Regions from separate parts of the Homo sapiens genome. Here region 2 is linked to region 1. A link is a loop called in an ENCODE intact Hi-C map of the cell type or tissue named here. Cell type or tissue: A673. All regions are shown on one strand.

Evidence for each region. A loop is a pair of places that touch in the nucleus more often than their neighbours do. Peaks named below come from ENCODE experiments on the same cell type or tissue, not always from the same donor. Only the 100,000 strongest peaks of a DNase experiment are listed, where the experiment ranks them.
Region 2: a loop joins it to region 1, with 2.0 times the contacts of the local background. A loop is called at or near these places in 5 of 110 quality-filtered maps.

What each region holds. Positions count from the first base shown.
Region 1 is chr3:25,572,504-25,580,503 of GRCh38, forward strand. The region is part of intron 4 of RARB (retinoic acid receptor beta); the gene reads left to right. Among named protein-coding and RNA genes, the nearest start is that of TOP2B, 88 kb to the right of the region's middle. RefSeq lists enhancers at 426-954, 955-1,482. In A673, CTCF peaks have their summits at 4,777 (motif pointing right) and 4,977; a DNase peak (open chromatin) is centred at 1,188; H3K27ac peaks cover 427 bases.
Region 2 is chr3:25,449,516-25,457,515 of GRCh38, forward strand. All of the region lies in intron 1 of RARB (retinoic acid receptor beta), which reads left to right. Among named protein-coding and RNA genes, the nearest start is that of RARB, 25 kb to the left of the region's middle. RefSeq lists enhancers at 900-1,400, 4,981-5,605, 5,704-6,244. In A673, no CTCF peak of the experiment used is centred here; DNase peaks (open chromatin) are centred at 4,796, 4,946 and 6,496; H3K4me3 peaks cover 1,507 bases; H3K27ac peaks cover 3,004 bases.

The sequences.
Region 1 (8,000 bases):
AGGTGAGACTTGAACCTAAACAGTCTGACTCCAGGGCAGCTCTTTTAACCAGTATACTATACACAGAATCCCTTGAGAGGGTTGCCAAAAAGGGAGAATGGAAGCTGGGGCCATTGGCGGCATCTAGCTAGGAGGAGAGAGCTGTGACCCAGGAATAAATCAATCTTGTAGCTCCAAGAAAGTCAGAGGAAAAGAGATGAGAGTGGGGAGGTCTTCCTGAAAGAGGAGACTTTTGATCCAGGTCATGAGGTGAGCGACTTTATATGGCAATACCTAGGGCCAGTAACTGCTACATCAGGGTCCCCCTCCGCCTCCTCCAGGTGGTATCTTAGCATAGCCAAGTCAATCCCCAGACCCTGACTCACCTAGTAATCAGGTGAAACAGCTCCCACTCTAACCTGGAGGAGGGCAGGACAAACACAACGTACAGCATTTGCCGCTCCTGGAACATGCGCCCTGGTGTGACCGGGATTCCTACAGGATGGCTCACATGTGAGGCATTGCCACTCCTGCGAGCGGTCCCTCACCACTGATGAGCAGAACGTGGAGAGATAAACCCCCCCAGCTTCCTTATTCGTTGGGCAGGATACTCTTAGGTATCCTCTAAACCACGTCCCAGAGTTTCCCAACTAGATCGAGCTCTGACTGCCCACAGTGATGATCTCCGCTGGCCGCCTTCCTTCCCTGCCCACTCTGTTCTTCCAGTGCTTCCTGGGATCTCCTCCCACATAAACTATCGTGCATTCCAATTCTAGTCTCAGCCTCGGCTTCTGGCCTAAGAGAGAGAGGCTTCCCTGCAGGCCTCCAGGGCCCTTTCCTATCCACCCCAATATGGGGGTGAGTCACCCCCAGTCCTCAACTGGGGCCCACCCTCCTAAACACATTGTGGAGACTTCTTGTACCTCCCAGTCAGGCAGAAAAACAGAAACACGATTTTATCTCTAGAGCGTGGCCCTTCACTACTGGGCATCCTTCCGGAGGCCTGCTGCCCACCGCGGGGTGGAGGGCGCTCTGAGCCAGTCTCGCAGCTGACCGTGCTCTTCATTTGTACTATCTCTCCCCAGATCTAGCTGTGTTTTTATTGTGAGCCACTTAAAATCCTTTCTGGAAGTCGGTGGTATAAATAAATAACAGCAGCCATAACACATTCTCTGCAAGCTCTTAGTTCGGAGTTGAGCATTTTTAAAAAGAGCTTTTTTTAGACAGGCAGTTGCTTCCACGGCAGGAAACTTCCTGTCATCTTCACCAGAGTGGCATCCCTGTCAGATGCCTTTGGAATTAGTGGGCAGAGAGGAATAAGAAAGGCAGCCAACTGCGCATCTACAGATCTTTGAAAGAGTAGTTCCTTTTTCTTCCCTAATTAGGGTGGATTTGGGACAAATGGTTGGGTCCCCGGAGACCGCAGGAATGGCTGGAAGAGGCAGAAACATATCCCCACCACCCCCACCTCAGGCCAGGGCAGGGCACTCACCCACAATCTTCAGAGCTAGTATCCCTGGGAAGGTTTCTACCCAATGACCCTCCGCCGCCATAAAAGGAGAGAGGGTGGATTCCCTGTGGAAAGGTGGAAAGCAGGAGAGAAGCTATTTATAGATGAGCTTTCCAAAATAGAATCAGGACTGAACCAGAGGTAACATCCTCGCTCTGAGGACGTGTTCTCCGCTTCCTTAGGGTGAACCCTAGTGAGTATCATTTGGGCTTTAGGGCCTCATAAATTCAAGCTCAACTCTTATCCCTGCTACTTAGGAGTCATGTGACTTTGGAAAGTTACATCATCATTTGCACCTCAGCTCCTTCATCTGTATAATGGGAGTTTTAAAAACATCCACCTCCTGCCTGGAGGGTTCCATGAGAAAAATATATGGAGCGCCTTGCACAGTTTCCGGCACAGAGGAGTCGTGCCGAATGTGCAGCTCTCCTCCTCTCCACCCCATCATAAATGTCTTGTCATTTTTTCGAGCCACATGCCCAGGTTCTGTAAACTAGCGTGGGTGTGACAGTGGGACAGATTTCCAGGTGGTGTAGCCCCCACCCCCAGCTCGTGCTGTCTGCTCCGGGCCGCCTCTGCTCCCGGCCTCCCACTGCTCTGCCGTGTGCGGGCCGCTCATCACCAGGTGGGGCCTGGCGGGAGGTAAGCTGTCCTCCGAGGGGCTTGTGAATATGAACTATGAAGATTTAAGAAGCCCTTAACCTGCTCAGAAAAATGACCACAAACAGAATTATTAACCACGAAAGACTTTCCAGGAGACATACCATAGAAAAGGAAGGCTGTTTTGAGCACTTGTCATGGGTGGACTCGGTGCGCTTTTTGGAAACTAACATTTGCCATCAACCAGAGGAGCAGAACCTGGAACTCGGGGAGCTCGGGCTGCCAGGAGAGATGCATCAGGAGGGATAGAAGGTCAGTGGGGGCCACGAAACCCGAGTTCCAGTCCCCACTGTCACCTCACAGCTGTCTGACTTTGAGCCAGTTGTTAACTTAGTGAGCCTCAGTTTCTTGCTAGTAAACACACCTGTGCTGCCAGTATCACCCAGCAGCGGTCCCCAACCTTCTTGGCACCAGGGACCAGTTTCATGGAAGAGAATTTTTCCATAGATGCTGGGCTTGGGGATAGTTTCAGGATGAAACTCATGAAGGACAACTTAGATCCCTCGCATGCGCACTTTGCAGTAGGGTTCATGTTCCTATGAGAATGTAATGCCGCCGCTGATCTGAAGGAGGTGGAGTTCTGGCGATAACGCTCGCTCCTGGCCACTCACCTCCTGCCGTGCGGCCCAGTTCCTAGCAGGACACCGACCAGTACCCATCCACGACCCAGGGCTTGGGGACCCCTGACCTAGACCATTCTTTCATGTTGCAACAAACAATGACTGCATACCTACTGTGTTAGTTTCCTAGGGCTGCTGGAACAAAATAATACAAACTGGGTGGCTTGAGACAACATTATTTGATCGCATTTCTGGAAGCTAGAAGTCCAAAATCAAGGTGTGTGCATGGCCACGCTGTCTCTGACAGCTCTGGGAGAGAGCCCTTTCTTGCCTCTTGTAGCTTCTGGCGTGGAAGGCAGTGCTTGTAGTTGCATGACACCAATCCTCCGTCTTCTCATGGTCATCTTCTCCCTGTGTTTCTTCACATCGTCTTCTCTCTATGCATGTCAACCTCTGTCCAGATTTCCACATTTTTTTTTATAAGGGCACCAAGTCATACTGGATTAGGGCCCACCCTAATTACCTCATTTTAACTTGATTACCCCTATAAAGACACTATTTTCAAATAGCGTCACATTCTGACATACTCGGGCTAGGATTTCAACACATCTTTTTGAGGAACACAGTTTAACCCGTAACAAACAGTAACACCTAGTGAGTGCAGAACTGGAGTGCATGGATGTTACCTTTCCATGCTTGCCGCTCTCTGCAAAGTCTAGCTGGAGATCAAATTTTGTCACAAGTGTTGTGAGTATTTAGAAACCTCTGGCAGCACACATAAGTCCTGATCTTTTGAAGAAAAATGTTCTGTAGGCACTGTGCTAAGTACCCACATTCTTCCTCAGTGATGGAATAAGGGAAAGACGTTCCCAGCAAAAGCAATAGCATGAACACGGCACAGGGTTTCACAGGGATGGGGCTGGGTGGGAGGGAGGCAGAGCTAAGTTTGAGGAGGTAGGTCAGGGCTAGCTTCCTAGGGGCTTTGGGTGCTGGGATAAGGTGTGTGAACATTAGCCCTAGGGAGCCAAGGGAAGTTTCTAGTCATGAGAAAAAGCAGTTCGAAGAAGGTGGTGCCTAGCTGCTGTGTCTGGCTGGAAGGCTTCGGCAGGGACACAGGGCAGGGCTTTTGATCTTTCTCAGATATGCCCTGCAGCTCCAGAAGGCATTCGTGGCCCCTTCCAGCAGCTGGGACCACTCCAGAATTCTAGCATTTCTTGGACATCCTCTAGGGCCTTGGACTATACCCACCACCCCACCCCTGCACTCGACCAAGGCCCCAGATCTCTGAACCCCAGGAGTGAAGGGGCTGCAGATGGATAGATGGTCCTTTCCAAGGTCATGTCCCAGCTCAGGAATCTTAGACGATGGTGGTCCAGGAGCACGCCTGAAACGTGACCTCCAGGGGAATCCTGCGGCATCACTCTTGCTTTTTAGCCAGGCTGCTAGGAAATACTCGAAAGATTCTAGAGACCCTCCCTACCTGCCCTCTCCCATTGCCCTTTGCTCGAAGCCCTCTCTAGCCACAGGCTGCACCATGCCTTTAAGATCACGCCCTCCTGTCTACCCAGAGCTACAGGGTGGCTGCCAAGCTGCCTTCTCCCCACCTGTTGGAGGCATCTGGTCCTAAGGAAAATGCTGCAGGCGTGTTGGGGGCCTTCTCCTCTCTTCTCTTCTGTTGGGGGCAGACGTTCCCGAAGCCATGCTCTCATAGTGCCTAGATAATGTGTGTATTGACCACAAAGAGATGTTGGCCGGCACATAACATTCTCTTCATAGCTGTGCTGGAGCTCTTGTAGCCACCTGATGGAAGCATCCAGAGATTCCAATAAGGAGGGAGATCACAGATGCAACCACAGGCTTTAGGAGTCAGGAAGTTCTAACCAGAAAGTAGAAATATGTGAGGAACCAGTAGGGAGGGGGTGACGTGGTGCACTGGTGGGAAGCCTAAACACCCCAACCCAACTGTGTGGGTGAATCCCACACCCTCCGGTTCGCCCGCGGGATCTTGCACAAATGATTGCACTTCTGTGGGCCTTCGCTTCCTCATCAGCCAAATGGGGACCATAATGGTGCCTACCGCATGGGGGCGCTGTGAAAAGTAAAGAGAGTCGGTGATCGTTAAGCATGTAGAACAGTGCCTGGCACGAGGCAAGCCCTAGAAAAAGGGGTGGTTACATGCAAAAACATACAAAATGCAGGAATTGAATGTGGGTGACAGGGATGGTCTGCAAATTGAACTTGAAAGGACATCAGTCTCCAGGATGGTGGAAGGATTTCAGGCCTAAGGAAGAAGGAGGCACTTCCATGGATATACCCAACATTGCCACAGAATTTTAATTCTTTATTTCTTTAATGAAAATTTACATTTCCTTCTTAACTTTGAAAAAAAAGCCAGAACGCTTGAACAAACCACTGTAATACCCAGGAGCTGCCTCCAGTGGGATTTAAAGATGCTGGTGATTCCACTTTCCTTTATGGGTCTTGTTCTGAAAGTCCTGCCAGTCCAGGAAGGCAGCCCGTTGCAGCAGAGAACCAAACCAGCAGAAGAAAGGGATCCATTTGCGTGGCAAAACTTGCCATTTAATTGGATTTCATAGTAGGGTTGGGCTTTTCTGCTGCTTAAGATGGCCCTGGGGGGCCATGGGCGCGACCCTCCATATATGGGCCACCACGCGGCATCCTGGGGAGGCGCTGCAGCTCCTGTAGCCCCTGCCGAAGAGGGGACCTCCTCTGGAAGCCCTGGCCAGACTCTCAGTCGGCAGCAGATGGAGGAGAGCCCCTTGCCCTTCTGGCTTGGCTGTTTTCCTCATCAGCCTGCCTCATACTCACAGCAAGGGTCACTCCTCACCACCCCACTTTCTGCTTCTCCTTCTCTGTTGGTTTTCCTCCCTGCACACTCAGAAATGCTGCTGAAAATCCACGCTTCGCTGGTGCTCCCCACAGCCGCCTTCATTACCAACCCAAGCAGGCCAGGGCTCTCCATTTGCCGCAGCTGGAAGATAATATATAAGCCATTTGAAGCCTCATGCCTATGAATCCAGCAGCCAGTATAATAAAACACCAGGTTATTTTGTGTTTTATTAACTGCCTCTTCCCTTCAGTTTGCATAATAGTGAGTTAGATTTACATGCCGTTAAGACGGCTGTGCATTATTTTTAATAGAAGGTACGACAGGCTCCTCTCTCTCAGCCCTGGCGCGTGATAAAGTTACCTCATGCAATGTTGATGAAGGTTTCGTTCACACTTGCTGGGTCGGGGCAATGTCTTTTTTTCCAGATGGATACTCTATTGTAAAATGATTTCCCTCCATAAGCTTGACTCTCCGTCCCTCTCTTCCGTGTCATCTTCCTACGAACCGGATAAACTGCCTATTAAATTTAATTACGGCCCAAATGGCCACACATCTTGATCTCATGTTCCCTCAAGTGTACTGTATACCACCAAGGTCCTTGAGGAAGGAATAAAATAAATCTGGAGGATGCATGTCTACTCTCCACAAGGAACGTCGTGGAAGGCAAAGTTGACCACCTTCGTTTTTACAGTGTCTGTGGCACCTCGTGCAAACTCTTCTTTCTGGCTTTCCATGCAGACGTTCAAAGCAAGAGCTAGTTTTATTCACTTCCTGTAGACTGATTTTAACTGAGGTGGGGAACTAAAGATATCAGTTTGAGAAACACAGTACCTCTCCTGAGCTGTTTACATTTGTCAGAGAACCAAACGTCAGCCTTTTGTTGGATAGTAAATTACAAATATCTCATCATTTTATCTGTAAATATCTTAATATGTATTCTAAATGAAAGAAGCTCCTGCAAACGAAAGTAAAGCATCAGTGCCATTATTACCATCCTAAAATAAAATGATCTCTAACACCTAATAGCTCATATTTCTGGTTTTCTCATATATATCACCACCTCTTTACAGTTTATTTTTTGAATTAAAATTTAGATAAGGTTTACACCATGCAATTGGTTGTCAGTTTTCTCAGTATCTTAAGTCAGGTTTATTGCAGTATATTTTACATAATGTAATTTTTATCTTTTTTAAAGGTATAGTTTGATGAGTGTGATAAAAGTATACAGTCACATAACCTGACTCCAGTCAAGATGTAGAATATTTCCATTGCTCCAGAGAGTTTCCTTGTGCACCTGTGGTCAGTCCCCACCTGCCTTCCCGCTCCTGGAAAACCACTGAACTGTTCTCAATCACTATAGTTTTGCCTTTTCCAGAACGTCATATAAATGGAATCGTTTTGAGTATGGGCGTTTTATGTCTGCCTTCTTTGGTTTAGCATGCTTCCAAGGTTTATCCATGTTGTAGCATGTATTACAGTTTCCTTCCTTATTAACGCTACCTAGCATTTTCATTGCAAAGTTGTAATCACAATTTATTTATCCACCCATCAGTTAATGAGCATTTGGGTTGAGTTGCTTTCAATCTATAGATTTCTCTCTCCACTTGTTTTTCTCTCTTGCAATGTTCTTATTGAAGAAACCAGTTCATTGGTTTTGTGGATTTTCTGGCATTCTGGATGTTGATAGCTGTACCCACTTTGTGTAGTTTACCGTGTCCCTGGATTTCCTGAGGTTATCTAGAGTCTCAGTCAGATTCAAGTTTGATTTCTGGCCAGAATATTTCATGGGTGGTGGTGTGTTTTTCCATCAGGACATCAGCATGACAGGTGGCGTGTTTTTAAGAGATTAACAAGTACTGATGGTCAATGCTTAGAGCCATTCATTCATCAGAGTTAGAAAATGGTGACTCCTCATTCCTTTCTTGTTTGTTAGCTGGATAACTGCATACAGAGATACTTCCTCTCCTCTGTTACTTGATTATCCAGTGGTACAGGCATAAGATTTTAAGTGTTTTAAAAGGATGAATCCGACCGGACACAGTGGCTCACGCCTGTAATCCCAGCACTTTGGGAGGCCGAGGCGGGTGAATCATGAGGTCAGGAGATCGAGACCATCCTGGCTAACACGGTGAAACCCTGGCTCTGCTAAAAATACAAAAGGTTAGCTGGGCATGGTGGCACACGCCTGTAATCCCAGCTACTTGGGAAGCTGAGGCAGGAGAATCGTTTGAACCCGGGAGGTGGAGGTTGCAGTGAGCTGAGATCGTGCTACTGCACTCCAGCCTGGGTGACAGAGCGAGACTCCGTCTCACACACACAAAAAAAGGATGAATCCAGGCTAAAAAAAATGTAGCTGTCCCACCAACAACCTGCCTGCTCAAGGCTGACATGTCACCCCCTCTAATTGGAAACACATTGAATTTCTCCCCTCCTATAGAGC
Region 2 (8,000 bases), 120 kb before region 1:
AGGGACAGCTGCTTGTGACAGGAGTTCTGCACAGTCCTAAGAGGGGATGTCATAGTCTTCTCTCAACATGGGGGTCAGACCCATTCCCTTGAACTTAAGACCATTTAAGTTCAAATCCATGCTTTTTATTTAGCAGCTGTATGGCCTTGAACAAGTTACCTAACCACATTATACCTCTGGTTTCTTCTTGCCTGTCAAAAAGAAATAGTAAAACTAGACTAGCAATCTCTTTCTCTCTCTCTTTTTTTTTTTTTTAGACGGAGTCCTGCTGTGTTGCCCAGGCTAGAGTGCAATGGTGCGATCTCGGCTCACTGCAACCTCCACCTCCTGGGTTCAAGCAATTCTCCTGCCCCAGCCTCCCGAGTAACTGAGATTACAGGCGCACGCCACCACAAATTTTTTTTGTGTGTATTTTTAGTAGAGATGGGGTTTCACTACGTTGGCCAGGCTGGTCTCAAACTTCTGTCCTCAAGTGATCCACCCGCCACAACCTCCCAAGTGCTGGGATTACAGGCTTAAGCCACTGCGCCTGGCCAAGACTAGCTCTCTTATTGGGTCACTCTGGGGATCAGATGTACTAATAGATGAAAAATGCTTAGAGTAGAGTGAAGGAGCATGACTAGCCTACAGTATATGCTCCATGAGTGTTAGTGATTACTATTGTTGAAATGTTTGACTAGACTCTGGAGATGGTTCTGTTGTTTTCTGTGGTGACCATATTAGTCGCATTATTGATACGGACTTAATCCACTTTTCCCCAGATAATAAATAATAATTAATAAATTTCTAATAATAAAGCATTAGCTATTATTTTTACATGTTTTTATACTTTTTATAGTTTACAAAGTGTAAATCCTGCAATGTAGTAAGCGTGGTTGTCATCTCAATTTTTCTGAGGATCAGGAAGGATAAGTGACTGCTAGTAAGAGGCAGAATTAGGAACTGAGCTCATACCATCTGCATTGTAGGACTCTGCAGTTTCCATTTCTCCAGAGCTGTAGTATTTTCTTTGTTGTCCCCACTCTTTGGTCCCAGAGTCTCCCCACCAGTAGTATCCTCAGCCTAGATCAGTGTTTTTCAACCTCAGCACTATCTATAATTGGGGCCAGATAATTCTTTGTTGTGTAGGAGGGGCCTGTCCTGGGCATTGTGAGATGTTTTGTAGCATCCCTGGCCTCTACCTACTAGATGCCAGGAGCAGCCCCCAATTGTGACAGCCAGAAATGTCTCCTGATGTTGCAGAATGTCCCGTGAGAGACAAAATGGTGCTGGCTAAAAACCCCTACCCGGCCGGGTGCGGTGGCTCACGCCTGTAATCTCAGCACTTTGGGAGGCCAAGGAGGAGGATCACCTGAGGTCAGGAGTTCGAGACGAGCCTGGCTAACATGGTGAAACCCGGTTTCCACTAAAAATACAAAAAAATAGCCGGGCGTGGTGGCGCACATTTATTAATTCCAACTACTTGGGAGGCTGAGGCAGGAGAATCTCTTGATCCCGGGAGGCGGAGGTTGCAGTGAGCTGAGATCGTGCCATGGCATGGCTGCCCATGCCAGGTTGGGCAACAAGAGCAAAACTCCATCTCAGAAAAAAAACAAAAAAAACCCTGCCCTAGATTAAGGAAGGTGGAAGGGAAATGTGTTTGTGGGAGGAGGGGAAAAGTGGAGGTGAAGGTTGGCTATCATTTATTGAGCACTTACTGTGTGTCAGGCAAATTGCAAACGTTGTCTCTGGTTTACCAACAGAAATCAGGATTATCTGCATTTTCAGCAAAGAAGGACTAGGGCTCAGAGAAATAAAACTCTATGGCCATTTGTAAGTGGCAGAAGAGAGATTCAAATTCAGGTCCACCTGGCAGCAAAGCTTACCACTTTCCCGTCACCTCCTCCACACAATTTTATGCAGGCTCATGGCATTTTCTTTCTTTTTAGGAACCAAGAAAACCCACACAGTGAGGATTAAATCGGTTTCAAAGTTATTTTGAGGCTGTTCATATGGTGCATACCTGTAAGAAACAAAACAGAAAAATTTCTTTGCAGCAAAATTCTGAGTAAGCCAAGCATTATTTTATTGAGAAAAAGAGGGTTTTGGCTAAATTCTAGTGTAATCAATCATACTTGAACTTCCTTAGATCTTAGACGAGTGGCAAGGTATGTGACAAAGCATAATTTCATTGTTGTCTTCCAAGTATTTCCCTTTTGGTTTTCTGTCAGACTGGTACTAATGTGGTTTTCAAATAGATATATAGTACATAAGCAACGAATGTGTGTGTGGATATCTGAAATGAATGTGAATGTGTGTATCTGAAATGATATACATGTTAATGCTCCTGTTTTAATCTACTCTGTGTGCAGGAAATTCGATCAGATAAAATAATGTCATTTATTAGTGTGATAGTTCCTTTTGTAAATATTATGGGAATCCCGATAGAAGATAGAAGTGAAATATGGAACTGAGTGAGTTGATGTTGAGAAAAACTCTTCAGGGGACCTCAATATTGCAAAGCAATTAGCTTCGTCTACACATGACTCCCGAGACCTGTTCTAGCATTTGTTCACTTAATGCAGTTTCATTTCTGATGCCTCCACGTTCAGATCATTAATAAGCAGTTAGATGTGTCGGCCTGTTAAGTGACTGTAAGAGAGGATTTATTTGAACACTGGCATAAGCTATCTTAGTATGTCCTAGAAAATAGTGATAGAAAACGTGTTTAAAATGTCATGCAAAACAACCTATGAGATATTTTTGAATATATTCCTTGTGGTGAGAACACATATTATCAAAATGAAATGTTGGTGTTGAACGTGTCATGGTACCTTATGAAAATATGACAGCACTTCCCGTGGTAAAAGCCAGTCCCAGGAATAACTTCTATTGCTGGCCGTAAGCCCAGACAGGTGTAGCTACAACACAGAGTGATTAGTGGGTCCTGAGTCTTACTCTCTTTCTAAGGCCCAAACTATCTTGTCAAATTTAACCATATCTTGAATGGAATCAGTGTTTGGAAAGTTATAACCGTGAGTTAAAAGCAAGAGAATTACAAAGTTCTGCACTTCTCAAATTTGAGTAAGTAGGCCTGACCAGAGCAAACCCTGTGACCTTCCCAGACTAGGAAACAAATCAGGGAGATGGAAAATGAGAATTTAAAAAGCGGGGGGGGTTTGGTGAGATAATAGTAAACATATTAAGTCATTTACATCTCATTTATAAAGTCTGAAAGGATTGTTGTGTTTTAAATTTCCTAATTCTAAGGTGCTCAGTTCTCCCTCTCCTCATGGTATGGGGGAAGGAGTAAATGAACTAATGTCTATTAAGCACTTTGCATGGTCCCTAACACAGTAGGCGCTCAGTAAATAGTAATTACTATTAGTTCAGGCTCTTCTGGTACAACTTTGAACACACTGCCAACTAAAAGCCACTGCCAAAGTTCTGTGAGAGTGAACGAAGACTTCTGGTTTATGGTAAGCATAAACACACACAGCCTGAAGATCTTAATGCATTAAGTACTTAACAAGGTGGAGTATTTAGTAAGGACCTGTGCAAAGGGCAAGTTGACAGAGTTCTGATGCTAAATTAACTCAGCAAAATGGGATTACAGGAAGGTTAGGACAATAACAAGACATTTTTTATGTTAGGGTGTCTCAGACATCAATGTGCGTAAAAATGATCAAGGGGTCTTGTTAGGATGCCTATTCTGATTCTGCATTTCTGGGGTGGGGCCAAGATTCTGCTTTTTTTTTTTTTTTTTTTTTTTGAGACAGTTTCGCTCTTGCTGTGCAGGCTGGGGTGCAATGGCACGATCTCGGCTCACTGCAACCTCCGCCTCCCGGGTTCAAGCGATTCTCCTGCCTCAGCCTCCCGAGTAGCTGGGATTACAGGCATGCATCATCACGCCTAGCTAATTTTGTATTTTTAGTAGAGATGGGGTTTCTCCATGTTGGTCAGGCTGGTCTTGAACTCCCGACCTCAGGTGATCTTCCCACCTTGGATTAAGTGCTGGGATTACAGGCATGAGCCACTGTGCCCGGCCAAGATTCTGCATTTTAACAAGTTTCCAGGTGATGCTGATGCTGCTTGTCCAGGACCACACTTTGCTGAGCAAGGCTTTATTAAAGACTCAAAACCAAATTCTTTCCCCCAGCCCTTCCTTTTGTCTCCTGCCTATGTTCAGCACCTGTTTCATATGTGGTCAGAATAGCAGAGTTTCTCACAACCCAGCTCCAGCCCTCGGCCAGGATCCCTGGTGACCCCGGCAAACACACACTTCTTTAGGGTCACGGGCAGGTTACTGAGTCAAGACTGCCAAAGCCCAACAATGATATTTTCCTTCACTCCCCATCGTCCTCCCTCTCTAGCCACCCCAAACCCGGGACTAATCTTGGAGCTGCTTAATAATAACAAAGCCAGCAGCAGAGTAAGGCAAGATTTCAAAGCAGAGTTTTTCTTGTTTGGCAATTACCTAATTCAGGATGCGATTCACAGATTTGCAAAACCCATGTGTGTGGAAACCGTTTCTCCTGAAAGATGATTAAAAGCAGATCCTCTCCTGAAAAGGCGACATAAAAATTAAGTGAGTGACAGTATGGAGTCTTCCCGTGCCCCAAATGTTTGGATGCATATAAATTACATTTTACTAAAATGTCTACACACGAGTTCATACACGCATGCGCACACGCAAATAGCGGAGAATCTGGTTCTAATTACTTGTACTTTAGTTGAACTTTGGCGTTTCCTTTGAATCTCTCCCTAATGTATGTGAGCTGTAGGCTTTGCAGTCCTGCAGTGAATCCACAGAAAAAGGGAGAAAAAAATCCAGATAGGCTCTCTTTGGTGCCAACACAAATGAAGTCCAAACGAACATTTTGACCAAACGCAACTTTGCTCTTCTTCCTTAATTAGCTGAAATTACTCCCTTCCACTGGGATTCGGAGCTCTGGGCTCAAAATTCCCCTGGGGCCATGCAGGAAATGTCTTTTGCTTTATAACTCCTTTTTCTTTTAAAGCTCAGCTGCCCAGAGAGTGCATTAAAATACTGTCTTAATCACAGAAGGTTCTAGTAAAAAGGCTAGGCTTTCCTAATGCATGATGCCTGCCTGCCTGTAATCAGGCCCAACCTAAAATCCTGAAATCTGTCAACATCGTTTTAGCCAGCCGTAAATTAGCTCTCACAAAGAAAAAAAAAAAAGTATACTGAGCTCTCTTAAAAATGTTATCTGCTACTTAATCTAACCTTTAGAAAAATGCCAAGCATGTAAGGAATTGTGAAGGGAGCTATTGTCGAAGACTTTCTGTGTGTTTAAATGACACTCAGGTGTGTTGTAACAACAAGGACATTTATACTGTGTTTTCTCAGGTGAGTTAAATTCGTAAGTGCCAAGTCCTCTTAACAGGCAGCAATGTTAATTTCTTTTCTTTTGGGAATGAATCAACCCAAGAGCTGTGGCAGTGTTTAAGAAAGCTTCGTCAGTGGGAACTCGGGAATTCTGCTTTTGTACCATCCCAGTCGGTGGAGATTTTGTTTAGCTTTGTTTTTGTTTTGTCTGCAAACAACCTCTGAGTTTGAAGTCCTTTTAGAGGACTGTTTCTCAAAATGCAATCCGGAGACCTGTGCCCGTCCGCAAGGAGAGAAGTTCAGACATTGAGAGCAAGTGTTTCAAAACTTTTGGAGCAATTTGACAGGGTAATTTTATGTCCATTAAATCTAATTTTTTTTAAAGAGTTGGAGCTTGTGCTTTGGACGTCGTTGTTTTTCCTTAACTCCTATTTCCTGGAGATTCATTTGTATTGAATTTGATCAATCCATGAGGGATTGGGGGAAAGACTAAGAAATGGTGCTTCACCATTGATAGTCTGAAAAGCACGAATTTAAAGCAAATGTCCTTCTCCCTAACCTCAAGAATTCCCCTGCTGCAGGCCACACTTTGAGGAACATTGATTTAAAAGCAATGAGTCCCATGACTAATTTATTGTACAAGGAAGGGGATTCTAGCTTTGTTTTCCTTAGTGATAGTTATCTGTATGTTGTGGGGGTGGAGATGTCTAAAATAGGGGCTAGCAGCTTCCGAGGACAATGCTGCAGATTTGGTTCATTCTCATCTTCCCTGAGGCTCACTGTCTCCACTCATGTGCGCAGTTCAGAGCAGCCCTCTCAGCATCACTGGTGCTGACTGTGCTCTGGGCGGGGACCCACAGAGCCAAGCATCCATCTCACCCGAGTAGCAGAAGTTCCTCTGACTTGCCCATTCCCTGACGAAGCAGGGAAGCCCATCTGGTTAGCAGTTTGGATGCCACATTGGAGGCTGCTGCTTGTTGGGCATTCAAGCAGCAAACAGAACTGAGTAAGTCCATAAGTAGGCAAGGAAATAAATAAAAGCAGGAGACAAAAAGCAGATCCGAATTATTCCTCTAAGACTGCTTCTCCAAACTGAAATCACATCAGGATGGCTGCAGTGTAGTTGTTTTATTGAATGACACAAGCCTCTTTTCCCCCTGGGAAGTCTAAAAACTGCTTTTTTGGCCTGCCTGAGATCGCTGAATGAGCTAATACAGAACACATTGTCTGCTGAGCCGGCAGAGTTTTCAAGCAAAAATTTTATCATTCCATAGACTGATTGTGCTTGCCTGCAATAAGGAACAAAATGTTTGAGGCCTCTCAAGGGCATTTGATGAATCTAACTCTAATTTAAAGGGACTAATAGATTATTGATTTAAGCAGGATGACAGTGAACAGATCAATGGCTGAGCACTCTGTATCTGCCTTAAATACCAAAAATGACTGGTAAAAGGAAAGCCATGGGCTGTCCCCCTGCTTATTTCCCACTGACTTTCTTGGGGGGTGGAGGAAGGCAAAAAAAGAAAAGGACCTCTGATAAACTTTGCCAAAGTATGTTTTTGCTACCTTACCAAAAAGGCAAGAGATTGCATTAAAGTACAAATCTTTTATATTGATGCCATATCCTGGTTTCCTGGTTGTAATTCTAGAATTTGTCTTGGCATGTTCGCCTGAGGCTAGCTTTGGTGATCTGACAGACTATACCACTGATTTTTTTTTTTTTTTTTTTTTTTTTGCCTTGCATTGTTCTCAGTGTTATAGGCCACATAGAGGAAATAAAAGACCACTGACCATCAATTCTGAGGGTGATATTTGAATATATATATATATATATATATAGAGAGAGAGAGAGAGAGAGAGAGAGAGAGAGAGAGTCAAATACTTAATTTTTTACTACCAGTGGGAAAATTTTTCCAAAGATGATTTTTTTTGGGGATCGTACATAACGTTTTTCCCTTTCTGTTTTTGTGGCATTTGTAGCATTCAAATTATGTTCATTTATGGCATTTGCAGGATTCAAATTATAAAAACAGTAGAAAGAACCAATTTATCATTTAAAAACATAGCCCAGTCACTTCCTCTTGGAAGGCTCCCTTGATTTCTCCTGGGATAAATAAGGCCTATAGTTCACTCTGACATTATATTAGTGGTTCCCAAACTACTTCAGTTTGGATTCGCCTGGGAATACTTTTTATTATTTTTATTTTTTGTTTTGTTTTTCTGTTTTAAATCTTACAGTCAGCCAAAAGGGAATTTTTTTTAAAATGGCAATTCCTAGCTCCATTCTCAGACATTCTGGCATAATAGATCTGGGATACAACTTGGTCATTAGGACGTTAAAAAGCTCCCCAGCTGGTTCTAGTGTGCAGCCAAGTTTGGAACCCACTGTATTATCATTGTTGGTTTATTCTCTATTAGGCCAAATTTGTCAAGGATAAGGGATTATGTACTATCATTGCCCATAGCGTATAACACAATGCCTGGCATGTTATGTCACTCAGCCAAACAAATGATTGAACACATGAACAGTCTGAGAATCTATTGTACTCACATGAGAAAGTTCCTAGAATTATTGGTGAAATCACCACCACCTAAATAAAAGGCCAGGGCTCTCACTATTGATTACTTACAATAGAACATTTTCGTTCATGGCAACTGTTCAGGAAAAGCC